3 separate regions of the Homo sapiens genome follow, and all the other regions are linked to region 1. The links are chromatin loops, found by intact Hi-C in ENCODE. Cell type or tissue: Calu3. All regions are shown on one strand.

Region 1 (8,000 bases):
AGTTGCTCAGGCCTACTTTCAGTTCCTAGACTGTTACTGTGCAGGGTCCAGCCTCAGGGCCTTTGCTGTCCTCTGCGTGTGAGCCCTTCTGCTCCCTTCCCCTTCAGCTTTCAATTCTTCTTTCCTTAAGTCAACATTACATATTATTTCTTTACGGACACTGTCCCTGAACCCAACCTCACAGCAGAAGACATCAGGTGACCTCTTACATTGGTCACTGGGCACCATACTTTCCCTGTGGCTCCTGTCCCAGTTTATAATTATACATTTGTGTGATTACCTGATGAATGTCTCCTCTTCCACTGGACTGTGAATTCCATGAGGGTAATTCTGGCACTCAGTCTAAGCCTGACACCTGGCAGGTACTCAAAGGGTATTTGTTTAAGAAATTAATTATTAAATGTATCACAGATACATCAGAAGATGCAAATAAGCAAACAGGAAGAAAAAAAGCAATCACAGTTCTACAACCAAAGAAAAGCCACTTTCCATTTTTTGGCATATACTTTAAAATTTTTTTTCTATTCTATAAAATAATATGATTTTCCCTTAATAGTATGGTAAACAGGATTAAGCATCCACTAAATTTAATTTGCCATCATTTTATTCAACCAATCCCCTATTGCTAGACTCAAATCAGATTTGTATGATCTATTGTTTCATGGAAACCGATGCAAAATTATAAAAAATTAAATCATTTTTGCTTCTCAATCAGCATTTTACTTTATCCAAAAGGAGTATATGATGAGAAATCAAGAGTGACTGTCCAGGAAAATGGAGATGTGGCAGATGGAGCTGCAGACCACGTGGGGAGAGCCCTGGCCACAGGAAATGACTGTGGTTGGTAGAGGGGAAAGTATTGGACAGTTAAGGAGTTGCCACCTGCCCCTGGTGGAGGCAAATGTTGTTTTGTGGAAAGCACGTGGCATAATGACAGGGCCTCTGCAGGCTCAGTGATGTGGGTGAGCAAAATGGCTGTCTTGGGATTATCTAGGAGCTTCTGAAGGCAGTAGGGTGGTGGCTAATTTCTTAATGCTGCTCTCCCATCCTAGTGATGGGCAGAGAGGATGAGAAAGCCAGCTCTGGGGAGACAACTGTTGTTCCAAAGTGAGGAGTCACCACTACCTGCCATCTCGCAGACTCTTGTCTAGTGCCCCCTTGAGGCCATGCTTGTTGTTAGCCCTGACTCGGGTGCCCCGGCACCTGCCGTAAACCAAGCTAGACCCAGATTGCGTTTGGGTGCCTGGAACAGGAGAAGTTTTAGGAATTTATGTTAGAGATTCACCATGTTGTACTTTCTGCCAAAGCGTCCCTCCCTGAGTCAGAATAGTGGAAGGCTGACTATATTCCACCCAGCACGACGCACTGAATGCTTGGTATGAGCAGCACATCATACGACAGGAATCTCACAACAAAGCAATGAAGTAGTTACCACTATGATCTCCACCTTATAGATGAAGTACCTGAGACTTGGAAAGTGTCAAAACCAGAATTTGAACGCAGGTCTGTCTGAGCCCAGACCCTTTGCTTTTTAAACCACTCTTTATGAAGAATCTCAGTAGGTTCTTAAGAACGGGGCGTGGTACTCTCTAGAGCGTTTGTGACCCAACACTATGAATTGAAACAAGGCAAGCTCTGTGCTCCCATTTGGGGAAAGTTAATATTTCACATGCTCTCGAGAATTTAGGAGCTTGGTAAAAACTTACTATTAAACAGGGCTTTTCTTTAATTCCTTTTGTTTAAAAATTTTCTTGTGAAACACTCTATATACTGTGCCTCCCTCTGAGACGTCAGTGGTGCCAGAGACCGTTAGGGAGTTTGTGTAAATAGAGAGAGGGCCAAATGCTGCCCACACAAGTAGTGAGGCATGAGGCTGAGTGCGTGGAACAGTTCCATAGCTAGCCCTAGGCTCTGAAGAGTGTCCTGAGACCTCATCTGGGTCCCAAAATCGGTGGGCAGTGCTGTCTCCGCGAGACAATGACCAGCATGAGGAAATACCTTTAACCATTCATCTTTTTAAAAAGATAAGTTTGCTAAGCAAATAAAACCAGTTAGCCTTGAAAGTTCAGTATTAATGAATGTTAATGCATATCTTGAGATTTTCTAAAAAACTGACAAATCTTCCAAAAGACAGGAATATCTAGAGGGTAAATAACAGGACTAAAATGCTTTGAAACATCTTTGAAATGATGGTTCAATGCACAGGGTCAAAGGGTAGGACTGGTTCTCTTCAAGCATTTTAAAAAAATGCCTCATTTTTATTTAACATTGTTTTGGGAAGGAGTGCATTATATTGACACATTGAGAAAAAAATTCCTTTTTGTTTTTCTAAAACTAATAGGAGCTTAGGCATTATGATTAAGGACCAAAAAGAGCCAATGCCGATGAATGCCCTCTTTCTTCAGCTGTAAAATTTAATGGCCGCTACCGAGAGGTTTTTCTTTTAATCAGCAAAAAATTTATTTTGTCCTTGACATTTTATGCCAAAAATCAGCCCAGAGAATGTGTTTTATAGCCTGGGCTGAATTCCCCTAAAGGTAGAGTTTTCCTATGAGCAGTGTTCATTGAATTGGCTTTTTTTTTTTTTTTTTGCACTAGATAACTATATTAATTTATTAGATAATCTTTTTATTGTTTCAGCAAGATAGAGGAAACTTACACAGAGACAGCAGAGCATAATGGGTAAGCATCTGGGTTCTTTTGGAAGACGAGATATTGGTTTCCATTGGCCTTGCTACTTCCTGTCTTTCTGACCTTGAGTAAATTACTCTTCCAGAGCCTGTTTCTTTGTTCAATTGGGGATCATAATAGTGCCGCCGTCATCATGCTGTCATGATTAATGCACCTAAAGCATTTAGCACAGCTGTCAGCACTTATTGAGTATTGACTAATTATTAGCGATGCACAGTGATCTATAACTTAAAGCTTCGTCTCAGAATATGCCTTCTTATGATCTGATAGTAATAGGAATCAGCAGAAAATAAGGTGGTTCAACTATCCGGGAAAACTACCAAATATCCGCTTAGCAGAGGCAAAATAAATGTAGCTTAAATGCAGCTGAAAATGCTGAAAGCTGCTTTTGTTTCTCATGTTATAGAAATGCAGTTATTTTTATTAAAAGTGATGGGAAATCCATCTGTAATCTCCTGTCTTTCTTTTATCTGTTTGTAAAAATAGCTCAGTAAACCCATAAATGCCAAGACCCTGTTCAGTGTGAGAAACATTGTTGGGCAGGATGGGAAAGTTCAAAGAAATATCAGATGCAATCCCTGCTTTGGTGGAATATTTGGTGTAACTTGGAAAATTAAATGGAAAAAAAATTAAACAACAAAACAGCACCCAGCTGCCAAATAAGTGAGGAAGGAAAGACCTCAGGCTGAAGCACTGGTGATGGGAGGAGGGATTTATTTGAGCTGGTTTTTCAAAGGATGGGTAAGGAAAGAATAGCAGGAAGGCGTCTCATAGGTATGGTTTAATGGTAAGAGCAAAGTCAGTGTAGTGGCAAAGAACAAGGCAAGAGGGTGGAGTGGTTAGCAAGTGAAGGCTCATTAATGCTTAAGGCTACCTTTGAAACAGAAGTGTCTGTCTGACCGGATTCAGGAGGCCTGTCCATCACGCCATTCTCCACCACCATGATTCATTACTCCAGAGTCTCTTATCTTCAAATCAAAAGCAAGACGAGAGGCAGATACAGATATGAGGAAGTGCTTTGCTTTTCGCTACTCTGCCAAACATAGTTTACATACCAACACTGATAATCTGTCAGCCCACCTCTCCTGGACACTTAATCATTTCCCTGGAATCCACTGGAATAATTTTTTTATGCATTACAAAGTATGCTTCAGAGTGTCTATTTCTTAAGATAAGTTTGCATTCCTTTAACCAAGTGGCATTCCCACAAAGCCCCAAGGTGGCCCGTGTTACACATTCCTTCTTACAGCCAAAGTGGTCAGTTAGGAAGGCAGCTACCTTCATGGCCTGTTAGTAAGAATGTTGGACACTTGTTGGGCATTTACTCTGTGGGAGACACTGTTCTCAGTGCTTTACATGTCCAAATTCATTTAACTCTCCAGAAGAGGGAGCAGTAGGAGAGAAGGGTGATGAACAGACCCTACAAACGGACTAAATTATTAAATAATGAATCAGCAATTAGTTCTAAAAATGTTTATGTAGTGCTTACTGTGTGCCAGACACCATGATTAAAGGACAATCGAAGTAACTCGGTAATCACCTCTGAACTGCCAGTATGGGTGTTTTATCACCTTCCATGTTCTGTGTTGACGGTTTATTGAACACATTTTGAGTTCTTCAGGGCAGTGCTTATTAAATTCAGCGTGCGTTTGGATCGCCTGGGAATCATGGTAAAATGCAGATTCCGATTTGAAAGTGCTGTGGTGGAGCCTGCGAGTTTGCATTTCTAACAAGCTCATGGGGGTGGCGACGCTGCACATCCAGGTGACCTCTTGAAGTAGCAAGATCTTAGAGAACCAAGTAAATGGCAGAGGAAATACAAGCAGGATAAGACAGGAACATATTGTCACTTTCACACCAGAAGAGGCAGTAGGCCTGGATTTGGCCCCAGGCCCCAGTTTAACATGATCATTATGGTTGTTGTCGCTACCATGTGCACCAAAGGAATCTAAGAGCTTGGAACCTTAAGGCCCAATGGCACGGTTTACAATGCTAACACACCTTAAAGTTAAAGGAAGAATGTACGCTATCCTAGGAACATGACTGATAAGGTGCGGCAGAGAGAGTGGGGTGGGGCGGGTGGGGTGGGAGGCTAGAAGTCAGGAAACCTGTGTTCTCATCAGGGCTCATTTACAGACTTGCTATGTGACCTAGTTTAATCACTGAGCCTTTCAGTGTCCCGATATCCTCATCTACAAAGCAGACTGGTAAACATCTGCTCTGCCCACCCAGGACTGCAGAAGTGAGACAGGATGCACAAAAGCTCTTGGGAAAACCAAAGAAACACTGCAAATGTGCATTTTTATAATTAAAAAATATAGAGTCTGTCTTCAGCAGTAGGCAGGAAAGAGGGGGTATCTCAGGAGCTCCCACTTTGGTTTATGTCTCTCTGAGGGCTTGTTATGCTTCTCAGCCTATTCTGTATTCAGGAGATGCATAGAGCTTCTGGCTTCATGCTGTTTCAGAGCAGCCCACTTCAGCCTTTTCTTTACCAATAGAAACCCCTAGACTATCACAGCTTGTCCTTCTTGCACTGAACCCATTAAGAATAAAGAAAGTCTCTGGGCTGGGGAGTGGAAGTGAGGGACATAACATTTACTGAGTATTTTATGTGAGTTATTTTACTTAATCTTCACAACACTCCTAGGAGGAAGGTAGTCTGAATTATGAAATTGTTCCAATTTCATAGATGAGGCACCTAAAGCTCAGACAGGCTCACTTGCCTGGGGTTTGGTTTTGTTTCTCTTTGTAAAAGGTAAGTCTTTTCAATTTAGTAGGTCAAAACACGTGATTCTCTCCTTTTCATAAGACTATAAAGTTAGCAACCTCTGGTATCTGGTTAACAGTTCACTTTGTGCAGGTTATTCCAGAGGTAGATAGCATGAGTTTATGTCGAAGCCCAGGATTTTGTGCCAAACATCCGTCTCTTTGCAACAGAATTGGAGAATTGTTCCAGAATTCTTTGAATTCTTAATTTGCAGAATTTCATAAAGAGTTCTACAGCTCACTTTTCCTAGGAATAGAGGAGAGCGGCAACTGAAGACAGCAGGCTTTTTCTTTTTAGTATTGATGATGATGATGATGAGCTTTAACACAGCTTATCCAGGTAATCCTCATGTAGTGCTGTGATGTTGATGGTTTTGTTACCCATATTTTAGAGAAGAGGAAACTAGAGACTTAGAGGGTTAAGAGACTTATACACAGCCTAACTATTCCAAGTGTTTAGGACTAAGTGGACTTTAGTCTTGGTTTTTCCAGCTCCAACTCTGAGGGTTGTTTCCATATTCCCCTGTATTACATGGATTAACCAGTGTTAGTGACCATCCGGCTAAGAAATTAGCAGTGGCTCTCAGTGGAAAAGAGCTACTTGATTCTAATGATAGTAATAATGAAAACAACTGCCAGCTTCCTGTGCTGTTGGTAGGGCCTCCTGGGTTGGCCCTGTCACATCCCATCATGTCACGGGGCATGTGAGATCACGGGGCTGAAATAACCCTGGGCGACTGATGTAAAACAGATTGCGTGTGACACCTGCCCTTGGGCTTCCCAGCGTGGCACTTCAGCCCCTCTTGGCTCAGAAAGCATTTAATATACCCACAGAGTGCTGGGTTCCCCCCCAAAACTTTCTGCAAACTTCCTTGTAACTCTGGAACAGGATCCCAGGCCATGTGGAATCTTGAAAAGGTGATTGACACTGGAGACGCAAGGTCCTGTTGGTTTGGGCTGGTTACTCAATGTCTTTGAGTCTCAGTTTTTCACCTGCAAGTGGGAATAAGGATAGTACTCCGTTCTCTGAGTTGTGAGGGTTAATTGAGCCAGTGGTGCCAGATCACAGTAGGTACCCAGGCAAAGAGGATTGTTGTAGCTTACTTTCTTCTGGATTACATCATCCTTAATTTTTCTCTTTCCCTCTCCTCTCAGAAGTCATCACAAATTCTGACACTTCTAAATTATGCCTTAAGCCTATCTATATTGTGTCTAGCTACCACCTTAGTCTAAATCAGCTTCACCTCTAGCCTAGATTACTATACTAGCTTCTTACCTGGTCTTCTGCTTGTACTCCCACTTGACAGAGCATCTAGAGTGATTTTATTAAAATATAAACCAGATCATTCATTCGCTTTTGTAAAACTCTTCAGCGGTTTCCAATTGCACTTTGAATCAATCTGTACCCCTTACCCTGCAAACTGCCACCTGCTGTGGTCCCTGCCCACTTACCCACCTCCACTGGATGCCCCTCGATACCCAGCTCACTGTGCCTCGGTCATGACGGCCTTCTTTTTCTTCCTTGGATGCACCAAAACCAGGGGGCCTGAGGACCTTTGCATGTGCTGTTTGTCCCCTTTGCCTGGAATGCTATTCTCCAAGATCTTTGCATAGCTGGAAATTTTGTAGCTCTAAACACGGGGTTCTTCCATTTCATAAGACTATAAAGCTAGCAACCTCTGGTATCTGGTTAACAGTTCACTTTGTGCAGGTTATTCCAGATGCAGATAGCATGGGTTTAGGTTTTCATTTAGAGAACCACCTGACCTCTCCGTAGAAACTCACCACATTCTCTCCCCCAGTGACTTTCTAACACATTACAGTGTTTTAATTTTCTTCATGTACTCAGCACTACTTGAAGTTTTCTCATGTATTTGTTGACAGTTTATCTCCACCCACTAGAAGGTAACTCTGGCCAGGGTTACAGCACTAGTTCTAACCAGTGTCTGCTGTATAAGAGGCACTCAGCAAATATTGATTGATTGAATGAATACATTTTTTATTATATATTAAAAATAAGTAGAAATGAATTTTTAAAAATAAGAGGGAAGTCTTTCAATGTCTATATTCAAGCCGAGGTTTGGGATCCAGTGGCCATGGACAGGCCTGATGGGAAGGGGTGGGTGGAAGAATCACTCGTCTTCAGAGCATTGCGGTATGGTGAGAGACCATCTCATACAGCCTACTGCCTCCCGATACTTTCATTCACTCGTTCAGTTATTTGAAAAGAGCTCACTGTGTGCTGCTCTATGTGCTGAACTCTGGGCTCATAGCAACTAACCATGAAAGACCTGGCTCTGCCTTTACCGAGCTTAAAGTTTGACAGTGAAGACTGGCACTGAGTGCAAGAATTTTCCATTGAAACAAGTATTTAACAAGAGAGCAGCACAGGAGGGCCTGGGAGCATTTTGTAGGAGGCCCTCTTCTGGAGGATCAGGGAGTCATCTCTAAAGGAGTGACATCTAATCTAAATCTGGAGAATGCCTGACCCTGTCCACATTTTCTCATCAGCCCTTGAGAACGGTGGAAGGTTTTGCGGATTG
Region 2 (8,000 bases), 230 kb before region 1:
TTAGGAAGTGGTCTCAGGCAACTCTTGTAGGGGAGTAGGGAGGCGAGGCAGGGTAGGGAAGGAGACCAGTGAAGAATGAATTTTTTAAATCACCTTACCATCTGGGAAGCTGGAGCTTAACTCCACTGGGGACACACTGGGAGCTAATGTCAAATACCTGCCTTAGAGTTTACCTGCCTGAGGAGTGGGGGAGCTAGAGCTGCCCTGGGGGTGTTAATTCTAAGACTTGTCTATTCTGTCTTGTACATGGGTATGGCAGGTTTCCTCCATTTAAAAAAAGAAAGGCCTTAAAGCAAAGACATATGGGTGCTGAGAGTCTGTTGGGCCAGTTAACCGCAAAATGAGAAGACCTGAGGGGGCATAGCAGCTCTGCCACCCTGCGGTATCACCAGCCCCTAGCACAGTGCCTGGCCACAACAGGCAGCCTGTATTTTTCCACTAAATGAATGAATCCACAACAGCACCCATTTTAGAATGGCCACAGTGAAGGCTGGAGAGGTAACCCAACACACAATAGCAGGGCACCCATGTGCAGGCATTTCTCCACATCCCAGGCTTTCCGATTTTACCTTTGTGCCAGGCACTGTGATAAGCACTTTCTATGGAAAGTTTGATTGAATCCTAAAAACAAGTAGTAGGTTAGAATAGGTCAAACTGGTTTAATACTTACAATTTCATATGCTTCTACCGTATACATGAATTAGGTCTTATTATTTTTTACATTGTACAGATGAAAACTCTGAGACATGAGAGAGTAAGCAACGTAATTATGGTCTCACAGACGGTGTTTCTCAAACTGTAATGTGCACTGGGGACCTTGTGTAAGTGCAGATTCCGATTCAGTAAGTCTGGGGACCATTTGAGATTCAGCATTTCTCCAAGTTCACAGGTGGTTCCTGCTGGATGGACCACATGCTTTGAGTAGGTGATTTGAGTTTATCTGACTCAACTCTAGAGCTGAGATGGGGATCAGGTAAGGAGACTACCAAACAAGCATCCTGTAATATGTTAATGTTTTTCATAAAGGAACTTTTCTTTGATCCAACTTTAGTGCCTACTATACATTGAGCATATGATAGGCACACATTTGCCAACCAGAAGACTCCAGGATCTTTCTCTTTCATCTCCCTCCCTCCCTTCCTTCCTTTCTTCCTTCCTTTTTTCATTCTTTTTCTCTTTCTCTTTTTTTTTGACTTCTCTTTTCCTTTGCTCATTATAAATTCATTAAATTTTTTTCAGATGCAAGTAATGCAAGTAGCAGAAACTGATTTTGGTTTAGTTGAGTCAAAAGGGTAATTAATTGGAAAATCTTCCAATGTGGGCTCACAAAATTTCCAGAAAGTCTGGAAGACCATGTTTGGAACAGAGGCTAGAGCCAAGGTGTATTAGTCAGGGTTCCGTAGAGGGACAGAACTAATAGGATAGATGTATATATAAAGGAGAGTTTATTAAGGAGTATTGACTCACACAATCACAAGGTGAGGTCTCACAATAGACCATCTGCAGGCAGAGGAGCAAGGACACCAGTCTGAGTCCCAAAGGTGAAGAACTTGGAGTCCAATGTTTGAGGGCAGGAAGCATTCAGTGCAGGAGAAGGATGTAGGCCAGAAGACTAAACCAGTCTACTCTTTCCATGTTCTTTTGCCTGCTTTTATTCTGGCTGCGCTGGCAGCTGATTAGATTTTGCCACCCAGATTAAGGTGGGTCTGACCTTCCCAGTCCACTGACTCAAATGTTAATCTCCTTTGGCAACACCGTCACAGACACACCTAGGAACAGTACTCGGCATCCTTCAATCCAATCAAGTTGACACTCAATATTAACCATTACAATATTACAATATTAACCATTACACAAGACAACTCCAGAGGGCCAAGACGCTTGGAGATGCTGGAGCCCCAACTTTCACTGCCTGGAAGGTGCTATGTCTGGGGCATGGCCTCCTGATGGAAGCATGGACTCTCCAGCCAAGCTTATCCCTGGGTCTGTGCCCTTCACCCCCACAACTGCTACTATAAAATAACTGTAATGACCTTTCAAGTTTCACCATCCCCTCATGAGTCAAAGAGTATTCAACTGGCTGATGTTGGCTTACATGCCAGGTTCGTGGCTGCCAGGAGACCAGGAGAAGGAGGCAGGGCACTGTCCCTTCAAGCTACCCACAACAGGTGTTCCCCTAATGGAAAGGAAGATTGATGCTAGACAGTACAACCTGCAAATGTCCATCACAGCTATGCTGACTAGTTTCTTTGATTCTGCCTTCTAGAAAAAAAAAAAAAAAAACTCAGCTGCCCTGCAATTACCAAGAACCTCAAAGAAAAAAGTGAAAAGCACAGCCTGAGAGTCTGAGAGCCTAATGACCTTGATTTAAACAATGTCAGGCATTTAATTCTGCTCAGCTACAGGAAAAAGAGGAAAAGGGAAAAAATAGTTTTTACCCTGATTTTAGAATCTGCTGATGAAAATTTTGAAGCACTTCTTGATGACGAAACCAAATGTGGCTTTCTGCAGCTTGCCACCAGCTGAGAGACATATAGAAAATCTCCCTCTCTTAGCCAGGCGCGGTGGTTCATGCCTGTAATCCTAGCAGTTTGTCTGGGAGGCCAAGGCGGATGGATTGCTTGAGCTCAGGAGTTTGAGACCAGCTTGGGCAACATAGTGAGACCTCGTCTCAAACAAAAAAAAAAATTAAAAGAAAATCTCCCTCTGGAGCTCCCTTCCTTTCATGCTTTAATTAATTTCCACATACATGTATTCAATGAACATTTATTGTGTAACTACTCTGTCTCCAGACCTGTGCTAGGTGCAGAGGAAACAATGATGAAAAATAGAGTTCCTTAGGAGAAGCTCTGATGGAGTGAAATTGTAGGATATGAATATGATACAATGAAAGTAAGAGTTGCTGTAAAATTAGTCCTGGAGGGCCCTGAGAATTGGGGAAAGATTTTTATTTAGGTGAGTAAATCGAGCCTGCCACCGGCTGGTAGATTTACTGTTGAAAACAAAATGTTCTTAGCTACAAAAGCAGCTGAATATTTTAAAGGCAAAAAGCTTCCACGCCCTAGCCTTATAGAACAAGTCACCTTCCATTTGTCACCAGTAGAAGGCGACAACACGATGGATTAAAGCTGGTCCTTAGCGAAGGAAACCAACAGGCAACATCTGACTTCTGATGTAAGAGCTGGAAAAATAGTCTGGCAGTAAAATCTTTTCTTTCTTGCTTGCTTGCTTTTTTTTTTTTTCCTTGTACAAAGCTATTTCAAAACTTTACAATCTGTTCTCAGGGAGTAGGCCCTTATGTTATTGAGGAAGGAAATTCACATAAAGAAATCAGGTCCAGTGTAAAATCAATGGGACTTAAGCTACAATAAAAGTCTAGGGGACCAAAAACCTAACAAAAATATTCCTCACTGTTAAGATATAATGTGTCTCTATGCACCAATTGATTAACAGTATTTATAGAGCAACTACTTGGTGGCATTCTAGGGACTCAGGGGTGTTTAAAAAAGGTAATCCTTCAAGAGAGATATGAATTTCAATTTTTTTTTTCTTTTAAGCACATGACATTTTTATTTTGGGCTGTACTTTATAAGGTATGAAAAGTAAATGGGATTTGCAATCACCATTTCTGCAATGTACCTTTGGGCTGCTGGTTTATACAAACACCTCCATACTAAAAAAAAAAATGCAAAATTAATTCTGTAGTTGAGTCATCTTATTAATCAACCAATTAATCAATACTGCATAAGCACTCATGTGTTGGGATACCGAGGTTTCAAAGGCACGTTTTCTGTTCAGAAGGAAATTGTGATCCAGCTAGAGAAGAAAAACATAGGAACAAACATGCTATTTAATAACAAGTAAAGGGCCTGGCGCGGTGGCTCACACCTGTAATCCCAGCACTTTGGGAAGCCAAGGTTGGTGGATCACTTGAGGTCAGGAGTTCAAGACCAGCCTGGCCAATATGGTGATGGACTGAGACTGACTCAAAAAAAAAAAAAAAAAAAAGAGATAAATAATATGAGGATTGCCACTTAAAAGGCACTCCAACATATTGCAAACTCTGTGAGACCAGAGACCATGTTGACTTGTTCATCAAACACCTTTTCAAAGAGCTGGCATTTAGCATAAGTTCTAAGCATATTTACAGAGTCAATGAATCAACACACAAATGAATAAATACCATCTAAAGGGTAAAGAATAATTCATTAATGAAATAATATGAGGGCCAGGCATGGTGACTTACACCTGTAGTCCCAGCACTTTGGGAGGCCGAGGCAGGTGGATCGCTTGAGGTCTGAAGTTCGAGACCAGCCTCGCCAACATGGCAAAGCCCCATCTCTACTAAAAATACAAAAATTAGCCAGGCATGGTGGTGGGTGCCTGTCAATCCCAGCTACTCGGGAGGCTGAGGCAGGAGAATTGCTTGAACCTGGGAGGCAGAGGTTGCAGTGAGCAGAGATCCTGCTACTGCACTCCAGCCTGAGTGACACAGCGAGACTCTGCCTCAAAAACAAAAAACAAAAAACCACCAAGAAAAAGAACCAAGTGAGTGGTGGTTTGGATGGACAGTTGGGTGATGGAAGGCTGTCTAGAGCAGGGGGTGAAGCATGGGCTTTCAGATCAGGGGGTACCACCTGTGCTTGGGGATGACCCTGGGCAAGTCATCATCCTCACTGGGAAGCCAGTGGGGCTGGGTTTGATCCTGGATGCATGACCTAATCTCTGTGAGAATCTGAATAAGTTCACCATTCTGAGACTCAGGTTTCTTGTCAGTTCAGTGAAAATGATAGTAACAGTACCAACTTAATGGGGTTGTTGTGAGGATAATCTAGATAATCCATGGAAAGAATTTAACCCACTGTGTAGTACACGACTAGCTCTTATATTGATGGGGATTTCATTCCCTTTTCTGTAAACTGGGGATAACAATAGCCCACATTTAATAGGCCTCTTGTAAAGATTAAGTAATAAATGTAAACACATTTTACATTTATTACATATAAATAATGCATGAATGTAAATTGCCAAGCACAGTTCTTAGCATACAATAAGTATTCAAGAACTGCTGCTAGTGAAAGTAAAGACCGCTTATGCCAGGGTAGTCAGGGGAGGCTTCTTGGAGGAAAAGAGGCTTGAAGGATGAATCATCTTTGGAAAGAATACAGATGCAGGCATTCTAGCAGGGGCCCAGGCATATAAGCAAGTTATGGAGATAGAAATATGAAAGATGTGTGTTCGAGAAAAAACAGAATCCCTAAAGCAAGCACCTCATCAAATCAGAAACTTAGAAAGGCCATTAGACTTATGGATGGTCACACTTGCAGCAGCCAAAATTGAGACTGGGTCATGAGATGAATCACTTCAACAAGCCACTTCCCTCTCTGGGCCTCAGCTTCTGGGTTGGTAGAGTTAGACAGGAGTGGTTCCTCATCAGGGACTCTTTCAGTGCTAACATTCTGTAAATACAAGTTTGTTCCCACAGTACAGTGTGAGCACACATGTTTATGCAACCCCAGAGGACTTTAAAATTGATGTGTGAATGTCTTCAGTGCTTATACCATGGAGGCTAGGTTTCCTTCAAGCCATTCATTCATTCATCCATTTTTCTAAACATTTACTAAGCTCCTACTATGTGCAAACACTGTTATAGATGCCAGGGCTTTCTAAAACCAAGATCTGACTGCATCCCAGCCCTGCTTAGATACTTTCAATGACTTCTGGTTGACAAGTGCAAACTCCAGGCCACATAACCATGTCCTTCCCTATTGCCATGCCTTGCTTTTGTTCCTGCAGTTTCCTCTCTCTAGATTGTCCCTCCAAGTCATCTAGACTAGCCAGCATCTAACGATCCAGACTCCTTTAAAATTTTCCTTCCCTTCTGAAGCCGTCATAAAATCTGCTTGGTCCTTGTCCCTAACCCAGACTGGTGTAATGCTTTCTCTGTGCTCACACAGCACTTTGTATCACCTCTGGTTACTGTGCTTGGCACTTTTTCAGTTCATTGTTTGTGTGGCTTTCTTTCCTGCTAGATTTTCAATACAATGAGGCAGTGACAGTGTTTTATTCATCTTTGAAACCTCAGCACCTGGCGTACTGCTTGGCACATGAGCAATAATTAAACATTTGATGAATGAGTTTGTTGAAGCTTTAGAAGTGGATGGGAATGGTGATATGAATAATATGACAATAATAGTGACTATTTTATATCACGTACTTCTTACACATCAAATTCTGAGCCAAGTGCTCTACATTCATGATCTGTTTAGTTTTAATCCTCACAACATGCTGTGAGGTAGGGGCATAGGGGATTGGTGAGACACGGTGTCTCTGGAGTTAGAGAGGCCAGGGTTTGAATTCTGGCTCCATGAGTGCCTTGTACACTCTTGTACTTTGTGCCTTGCAGTAGGGAGCTTGGTTAAGGAGATGAGTGGGGCTAAATGCTCCCTGTGCTTACCAAACCAAGTACTCTGAAATGGGGCTGCACCTGCCCAGAGGAAAGCCGGTGCCTGCCCATAGGGTGCCCTTTTTGGAAGTGGACGAGAATGGTGATTTCATATTTGAAAAAGGGCATGCTATGGGCAGGCACTGGCCTTGTCTAGCTCCAACCCATGCCAGCCATGTGGCATTGCACAACTTACTTAACCTTGCTTTTTGCCTAGCCTTTCTCATCTTTATAATGAGATTATGACACCACTAACCTCACAGAGTTTTTGTTAGGGTTAGGCAGGATAATGCATGTGGTATGCTTGGCACTTGTCTCAGATACATATTCCATAGACGCTAGTTTTTATTATCTGTAGCAATAATAGCCCTATTTGCCAAATAAGCAAATTTAGAGAGAAAAGAGTTGGCTGAGAGCAGAATATGGGGGCACTCCTCCATTTAGAGGCAGCAGAAAGAACCAGGAGAGAGAAGGGCTGAAAACATTGTGCAAGGGTGAGTTAGAGGAGAGGCTGGTCAGGTGTCAGGAACTTCTGAAAGATTAAGCTGGAAAAAGCCTGCGAACAGTCCCTTGGAGCTGACAGTTAGAGATCACTAATGATCTTTGAATGAGAAGTATCATGACAGCAGTGGGAGAGGAAGCCAGATTGCTGTGGGCTAAGGTGTCAATGAGTGGTAAGGCAGAAAGAGTAACTCTGACCTATTCATCAGAAATTAACTTGTGAAGTGCTTGTTTCTGTGCCCCCAAATTCATATGTTGACATCCCCAACCCTAAGGTGATGGTATTAGGAGGTGGGGCATTTGGGAGTGATTGGGTCATGAGGTTGGAACCCTCATGGATGAAATTAGTGCCCTCATAAAAGAAGCCTGAGGCTGGGCGTAGTAGCTTATGCCTGTAATCCCAGCTACTCGGGAGGCTGAGGCAGGCGAATCACTTGAACCTGGGGAAGCAGAGGTTGCAGTGAGCTGAGATAGCACCACTTCACTCCAGCATGGGTGAAAGAGCAAAACTCCATCTTAAAAAAAAAAAAAAAAAAAAAAAAGAAGCCTGAGACAGACCTTTTGCCCCTTCTGCCATGTGGAAGGTGCTGTCTATGAGCCGAAAATTGGGCCCCTACCAGATACTGAATCTGCCTTGATCTTGGACTTTTTCAGCCTCCAGAACTGTAAGAAATAAATTCTTGTTGTTTATAAGCTACTTGGTTATGATATTTTTTATAGAATCCCAACCAGACTAAGACACGAAGGGTCAGAGGCAAATAGGTCAGTTGCTTTAGGAGGATTCAAATTGATAAACACCTTCCACATACTTTATTTCTTTTTTTAAAATTTTATCCACATGCTTTATTTTAGGTAATAGGTATCCCCTTCAAAGGGCCAGATCAAGGGAGCTCCAGGGAGACATGGACCCCTGCCTGAACCCCATATCTATCTGTGGAATCTGGGTATCTCTCCATCTCTCCAGACTCCTGGGATGATAAGGAGGATGATTTATCTCAGCTACTCAAACACTGAATGGGACTATCTTGTATTTAAGGAGAGAAGAAAGTTGAAT
Region 3 (8,000 bases), 320 kb after region 1:
CACAAACTTAAGAGCCAGTGGTGATGTAATATGAGTTCCAGAAAATACTAATGCAGGTCTGAGCTGAATTGATAGTCCACAGAGCAAGGGAGGTAGTAAGCCCATTTGCATCTTTGCTTCAAACCAATTCAAGGTCCTGATCCAGTTTGGGACACTAACTTTAATAGGAACATCAAAAGAGTTTATCACCAGGGCATTAAGGATGGTTAAGTTTCTAGAAAATCATATCCTAAGAACAAGTTAAAAGAACTGAGGCTTCCCTGTGAGCTATTAGAGGGCTCTCTCTTGTGGGAGAGGGATGAACTTAGTATTGCTCCAGAGGTTAGAACTAAGACCAGTGGAAACTCACAGCAGTCAGATTAAGGAAGGACATTGTAACCCTTATCTGCCAATGGAATGGGCAGTCTCCCAACTACAAAGTGGTGTGTTTTCTGTAGTTTGCAAGTAATTCATTCAGAACCTGGATGATCATCTGTTGGAGATTCTTGCTTTGTGAAGGATCAAGCAAGGTCTTTAATGTCATTTCCAACTTCAAAATTCTAATTTTCTACTTGAAGTGCTGAATTAGAATTTTGTTAAACTATGATGTCTTGGTTTTATATGAGTTATTTTAATACTTTCTTCATTATTGTTGCTCAAAACAAAATTTCTCTTTTTAAATTTTTATTTATTTATTTTTGAGACAGGGTCTCACTCTGTCACACAGGCTGGAGTGCAGTGGCGCAATCTCAGCTCACTGCAACCTCTGACTACTGAGTAGCTGGGATTACGGGTGTGTCCCACCACGCCTGGCTAATTTTTGTATTTTTAGTGGAGATGGGGTTTCACCACATTGGCCAGGCTATATTTCAATAAATTTAAAGATCTAATTGGCTTGCATTAGTGATTCATGAATCAGGCAGCATCTCATCTTAAAAACAGATAAGTGATCTACTGAGCATAGCAGAACAGTTAGTTTTTATAAGGTAACTAGAGCAGGAATAAGAAAACAGAATAATACAAAAATTGGATTGGTTAACATAAGGCACTTCAGTTACTTTCCTTGTAAGGGTTAAAGCACAGGGACTTCCTTATCATGCCACTTCAAGTTGACTGGGCCCCTTCTGACTGGTGGCTGTGAATCTCTTCTTTTGAAAAAACTGATCTGCTTAAGATTGTCCTGCTTCCTTAAAGTTTCAGTTTTATTGCATGACACTTAGCATGAGTAACTCCATTTTGTTTGGTCTGTTAATGCCTAAGGTAGGTGCTCAGTCCAAAACAATGGTCTCCTATAAATTTTATTTAACATGATAAAGGATATATAATGTTTTTCATTATAATGAAAATAACTTCCAAGTCATAATCTATTTCAAACAATATCTAATATTATGATGTTCCAATAAAAGCAAGTAATTTGGAAAGTTTCTAAGGATTGTAATATGACTTGAATTATATAGTGCATGTTATTGCCACATATCAAGTTAATGAGAAGTGAATGATTTTTAACTTTTAACTATTAACTATTATTAAAGAATGTATGTATAGCTTCTTTTTTTAATATTCTAATTTCAGTGCTCAAAGTTCCAAATTTCATTGGACAGTATTACAAATGGAAGAAAATGGATCTACAGCATCAGAAAGAATGGAATTTAAAGTAAGAAATATGAAGTGCCTTGAATGTGTACATTAACTTGAATTGTCTATTATTCCACTTTCTACTATCCAACTTGGAAATAACAGAAGAAACCCTTGGAAATAACAACTTATACCCTTTTCTCAGTATAAGAACAAGAATAAAAGAAATGATCATTTCTTGCTTTCATATGAACCCAGGTAGGAAATATCTTTGCTACATATTTGCTGCCAAAGATGGAGATAGGACATGATCTGCAGTGAAGAAATCTCGTAATATCCTTCCCATTATTTCTCTTACTCTCATTTCCATCATCCTTATCAACATGTGACTTAGAAATAGCTTTTTTTTTAAAAAAAAGAAAAGCAAAAAACTATATATCATCAATTAGCTTTTCATCCTTTTTGTAGCTCCAAACATTGTTTCTTCTCCCACAGATTTCTCATTCAAGACCAAATATATTAAATCTAATGAAGAAGGATATAGTAAAATACAAACATAAATTATTATATCTTTAGAAATCATTGACTCTTAGACCACATTAAGGAAGGAACCTTAATCTCATCTTTGGTCTTTTGACCCCTGAAGGCAGTTTTTCTGCTTCATCATGTTACAACAAAGATGCCATTTCAGTTCTGTGGTATTGGCTGTGTTGTGCTAGTCATTTTTTCTGGTGTGCTCATTCCAAGGTACTCTGAGTGTGTGACCATAAAGGTAGGGGAATTAAAGATCCTATTTTTTGTGTTTATCTCATTTATCTCAATTTTTAGCTCTTCAGTTTACTGTTAACCAAGTGCCCTCTTTTCTAGATGGAAATACACGATGAATAAAGATAACGTGCTGTATTTTGAATTTCTGAAGCAACTGAGGAATTGAATATATTTTTTTAAATTGAGTATATTAAAATGTAATTCCCTATCCTTTAACATCATATAGTTCAGACTGAGTTTTTCAGTTGGATTTTCTTTCTTCTGTTGATTCTGTAACAACTTTCTTTCAAGCTAAAGTAGAGAAAAGCTTTTGCATTTGATATACTTTTCTGCTTTCAGGATAAATTACAGGAAGTAGAAAGTTTTTTATCCAGCAAAATTTGAAGGAGTATAAGCATGTTTTTTTCCTGAAGGCATGTTTTAAGTTTCTTTTAGAGTTGAAGAAACCTACTTAGAATATAAGGTTAATTTTTCTTTGACGTGACTTCCTTTTTTATTTCCTTTAACAGAACTGTTTTATTTGTTTGATCATCGATTCATTATGTAATGCCAACATCCTGCAGAACCCAAAAATTTAGAAAAAGTAGAACCGTGTCATTTTCAATTTATCCATCCACTTCTACATATGGCTAAAATAATTGTGAGCTGTTTGAGTGCTGGAACATTTTTCCAAATACATTATTTCAAAGTTACAGGTCAAATTATCATGTGCATAGTGACCCTGTCAGAATAAAACCCTCACACCTTATGCCATCTGGTGGTTGATGAGAATATATTTAGATCAAGTGATATTTGCTGCTTCAAAACGCTGGTGTTGATTAGTCAAAAACTCCACTATTTAAATGCAGTTTTAAAAAGATATTATATTTATCTGCATTTTATTGTGGCATAAATATTGACTATGCAAATGTTAGAGGTATAGTAAAATCTAAAAAATCTAAAGAATGGCAAAATTCAACTTCTCTTCAAATAATTATCAAAAGTCTTGTGTTCATCAAAATACATGGGGTATGATAAAGAGGACAATTCATAGAGAATCAAGTAGAAAATGTTTGGGGATCTATGCACATGAGTAATTGGTCTATATTGTGCATGCCATATTAAGCATCTCTCAGTTTTTAATATTCGAAAATGCTTTCCTTACGCTGAAATTTCCTGTTTCAAAAAAACAGGAAATGTAAATTGAGAACCCTGTATTTGCATAGCATTGAAGAAAAAGAGAAACCTGTCTCTCCTGCTACTTCCTTCCCTCCCCTCATCAATCAATACCTTATTCTTAAGCCACACTGAATTCTTTTTTCTCACTATTATTTGGGGACCTAAGACCTCCTTACCACGTTGTACCTTCTGCCTCGGATCAGCAAGGTCTTTGCTGCTGGTGTAGAGCTAGGATTTTGTCAGTTAAAAAGTGGAATGTGGAGCTCTTAAGCGCAGGGGCACTGGAGCCAGACTGTCTGGATTTGAATTCTGGCTCTGCCAATTACCAGCTCTGTGACCTTGAGCAAGGTCACTGATTTTTTTTGTGCCTCAGATTTATCTGTTAAGTGGCAGTAATAAGTGTACCTACCTCCCAGGGAAGGTGTGAGGATTAAATAAATTAATATATGTAAAATGCTTCAAACAGTATCTGGTGCATGGCAAGCACTCATAAAGTTCGCTATTATTCATGCTTTTAAAACTTTACTGTGGCCCTCATTCAATTTGCAGATGAAAAATCTTTCTTTGGAAGCAGCATAGGGGAAGAGCATGAGCTTCAGAGTCAAACAGATGTTGGAGAAATTCTTAACCACTCTGAACTTGTTTTTTTATCTGTTAAATGGAGATAACCTTACCTATCTTGCAAAGTTGTTTTGCATTTGACGCTTATTATTTTATATATATGATTTCATTCGAGATATAAATAAAAATTATATAAAAATGTGTATATTATATATCTGTTACATATATAAAATAAAAATTAATATAGCATCACACATAGGCATTCAATAAATTTTAGTTCCTGGGGAGAGGAGGAGATGAAAGTTCATGCCACCCTACTTTTCAGAGAATAAAAACAATCTGTTGGAAACATGTAAAATTTGTCTTTTCTCAGGTTAGAAAACAACACCTATCATAACTACATTTATTGTAGTTCCTATATGCCTCTGGTTCCTTTTCCTTCTCTACTCCACCTCCATCATTTCTTCTGCCTGGTGAAGTGCTTCACAAAGATGTTGTGAAGAGCTGGCCCAAATGTCTTTTTGTAGAGACAGTCACTGACAAGCTCAGGCATTCACAGTTACCCCATCCTCTCTCTCCATATTCTCTGTTCCCATGTCTTTCAGCATGTGTGATGTGGAAATTCATCTGTTCATGAAGAGGGACCAGGGCAGGGATGTTTGTGTCCCTTTGCATTCTCTGTACCTAGCATGGTGCCTGGCAAATAGTAGGCACTCAATTAATGTTAGTTGAAAAACGCATCCTCACCCTGTTTTCTCAATTAGTATTAGGATTAAATGTGAAGAAAGTTCATTTTAGAAAAATAAAATTGAGTTGCAAACTTTTAAGGTTCATTCTAATGTAAAGATTTAGGATTCTATTTTGGGAGTTCTAAGGTGTAGTTGGAAACAGTGATTGAAAACTGGAAATGTAAATGGCTTTCATGAATATTTTATGCAAAATCTCTAATTTGGCAAGTCTTTGTTACTATTAATAGAAACATTGTCATTATAAGCAGCTCATAAATATTCATTAATCAATTATTTGGTTTGGTGTTCCTTTCTAAAGCCTTTTTTCTTTCCTATTGGCTTGAGTGTCTTTTGTATTCATGAAAGTGCTTTCTTTCCGTTAAAGGATACGAATCTGTAATCTAATCAGTAGTTTGTATTTAAGTTCTCCAGAGAAATAGTAAAAGATATAAAATCAGAAAGCAATGAAAGCTGTTCTTTCGAGTGTTCTTGGTTGTGCACATATAAAACTATGTTTGTGCCATACTCTAGCTAATGATTGCTTCTGTGACAACAGAAAAATCTTTATCAGTATTCTAAGCTTTGGCAGCTAGCAAGTTGTCTAAATAAAACTTATCAGTCCTGGTGGTGGTTTACATTCGGTGTAGCTTTAGAAAAGAATATTGCTTCTTGTTTATACCGAGTAGGTATAGAGGGAACCGGAACTAACATGGCTGAGTACTTCCTGTATGCCCGGCGTTCTCCCTTCATTTCCTAATTCATGTTGGCCATCCTGTGGAGTTGACAGTCACACGTGTAAGTGTAACCCACAATAATACCCATCAGCCTCCTTCAAAGCCACAACAAATCAACCTGTACTCCAAGTCAGACCACTTTGCTTGCCTTGTTGACAGCCCAAGACCTGATTCCTAACCTCCTTTTCAATGGATAACCGCTCCTAAGACCCATCCCCCAACCCCTGACGCCCCAGACATTCCGTAAAGGTGGAGATGGATATTATCTCTAGTTTACCAGTGAGAGAAATGGAGGCACAGAGATTAGCGAGTTTTCCTGAGGTTACTGATAAACATAAATTTTATTTGCAAATTAAAACTAAACTGTTTCTTTCTTGCCTACTAATATGTACTTAATAAAAGTTTAAATTGTTCAGGTAAGTGTAAAAATATTGCCTATCCAATCGCAAGCACAATCAAGTGTACATTTTGTGAAAAAGTTGTGTTTTTTCTCAATATTAAATTCTATTATTAAACAATGTTAGTTCTTTTTTTTCTTATATGTAAAAAAAGAACATCTGTGCAATATCAAATACCAATAAAAAAACTTTCTTATATCTGTAAATCCCACTCTGGACTTAGTTGTCCTGTCTTTTAAATTAAGAGACTAATACATATTTTTTCTACATTTCTTTGGTGTCTGATTTTGTGAGCATGTTTTAACTCACAAAAGATAAGTAATCTTTCTTTTGGTATACCTATGTTTGATCCCCTTTATATGGAAAACGTTCATGCTGAGTAGATTCTTTTAATATATGTTCGTGTTGTCCTTTCAGGGTTATTGAATTTAAACATGTTTTTTATAAGTTTACTTAATTATGTATTTAATGCATTTTTTAAGGAGTGCTAGCTTTATTCCCTAAAATTAAACCTTGACTGCCATCTTGTGGTTAACAAGTGAATTAGCATTAGAATGGACACTGCCTGTATTTTTAAATACACACGTGGGAAAAATTATAAACAAAGGGAGGAAAATCCTTTAGGAAAAAATGACTTTTGCCAAGCAACTATTTAGTCTCTGCTTGGATGTTTTTAGAGATAGGAAGCTTGGTAATTCAAGAAGCATTAAATAGCTCTAATCTTCTTCAGTTCTAGCTTGTATCTAACACCTTTTGATAGTCAACCATTCCAGAAATGGGAAATTAGCTCCATTTCATAAAGAAGATGTGCAGAAAAGGTTAAAGAAAATTCCCTAAGGTTATATACTTAGTAACAAAGCTGAAATTCAAATGCAGGCCTGCCAGATACCACAAGCCACGCTTTTTTCCTTAAATCAAGCAGGCACCATGTCAGACACTGAGGACCTGGGGATGGCCTTGGGGATTGGTGGAAGGCAGGATTCAAAGGAGGCTATTAGGGCAGAAAAGAAACTATTGCCACTTGTCTTTGGAAACAACACAAATAAGGCCATTTCTGCTTTGTGAAATTGCCCTTGAAGTCTCAGAAGATAGTTATGTCTTTCTCCTACCTCCTCTTACATCTCTTTTTTAGAATAAACACACTCCGTTCTTTCAGCTGATTTTTATGAATTCAGTATTCTTTATTGGTTCCCTCTTATGGATATAATTCATTCCATCAATTTCTCTCTCCAATGTAGCCTCAAAAAGTTACCATGGATTTCTGGTTGTAGCACAAAATCCAGTGGAACCACCCCTACTATAAACACCATGGCTTAGGGCTTCTCCCTTCCTCTCTCCTGAAAAAGCGGAATTTTAATATGAGTCACAAACATATATGGTGCTAGTTTAGATGTTCCCCAAATCTTATGTTGATATTTGATCCCAGTGTTGGAAAATAGGAGGTGTTTGGGTCATGGGGGCAGATCCCTTATGAAGAGACTAATGCCTTCCCTTGGGCAGGGAAGGAGGGTGGAGGAGTATGGCGGATAAGTAAGTTCTCCATTAGTTCCCGGGAGTGCTAGTTGTTAAAAAGAGCTTGGCAGCTGGGAATGGAGGCTCAAGCCTGTAATCCCAGCACTTTGGGAGGCCAAGGCAAGAAGAATGCTTGAAGCCAGTATTTGAGACCAGCCTGAGCAATATAGTGAGACCTCATCTCTACAAAAAATTAAAAACTTAGCCAGGCATAATGGCACATGCCTGTGGTCCTAGCTAAGTGGGAGGCTGAGGTGAGAGGAACATTTGAGCCCAGTAGGTCGAGGCTGCAGTGAACCATGGTTGTGCCACTGCACTCCAGCCTGGGTGACAGAGCAAGACCTGTCTCACAAAAAAAAAAAAAAAAAAATTAGCTTGACATTTCCCCTCCCTCTCTTGCCTCCTCTCTCGCCTGTGACCTCTGCACACACCGGCTCCCCTTTACCTCTGCCATGAGTGGAAACAGCTTTCACCAGATGCCCAGTCTTCCAGCCAGCAGAATTGTGAGCTAAATAAACCTGTTTTCCTTATAAATTACCCACTCCCAGGTATTTGTAGCAACACTAAACGAACTAAGACAGTTTTAA

What was found. Peaks named below come from ENCODE experiments on the same cell type or tissue, not always from the same donor. Only the 100,000 strongest peaks of a DNase experiment are listed, where the experiment ranks them.
Region 2: it touches region 1 in a loop (5-fold over the local background); 45 of 110 quality-filtered maps call a loop at or near these places.
Region 3: a loop joins it to region 1, with 6 times the contacts of the local background. A loop is called at or near these places in 21 of 110 quality-filtered maps.

Annotation. Positions count from the first base shown.
Region 1 is chr1:63,916,915-63,924,914 of GRCh38, forward strand. The region is part of intron 1 of ROR1 (receptor tyrosine kinase like orphan receptor 1); the gene reads left to right. Among named protein-coding and RNA genes, the nearest start is that of ROR1, 150 kb to the left of the region's middle. RefSeq lists a silencer at 1,148-1,217. In Calu3, a CTCF peak has its summit at 1,124 (motif pointing left); DNase peaks (open chromatin) are centred at 267, 1,157, 3,647, 3,917 and 1 weaker place.
Region 2 is chr1:63,689,007-63,697,006 of GRCh38, forward strand. The region is part of intron 1 of LOC105378771 (a long non-coding RNA gene); the gene reads left to right. Among named protein-coding and RNA genes, the nearest start is that of ROR1, 81 kb to the right of the region's middle. In Calu3, CTCF peaks have their summits at 3,090 (motif pointing right) and 3,317; a DNase peak (open chromatin) is centred at 3,105.
Region 3 is chr1:64,240,101-64,248,100 of GRCh38, forward strand. It overlaps UBE2U (ubiquitin conjugating enzyme E2 U), which reads left to right. Exons shown (of 10, transcript NM_001366232.2): 8 at 1,552-1,633. Among named protein-coding and RNA genes, the nearest start is that of UBE2U, 40 kb to the left of the region's middle. In Calu3, CTCF peaks have their summits at 3,093 (motif pointing left) and 6,451 (motif pointing left); no DNase peak of the experiment used is centred here.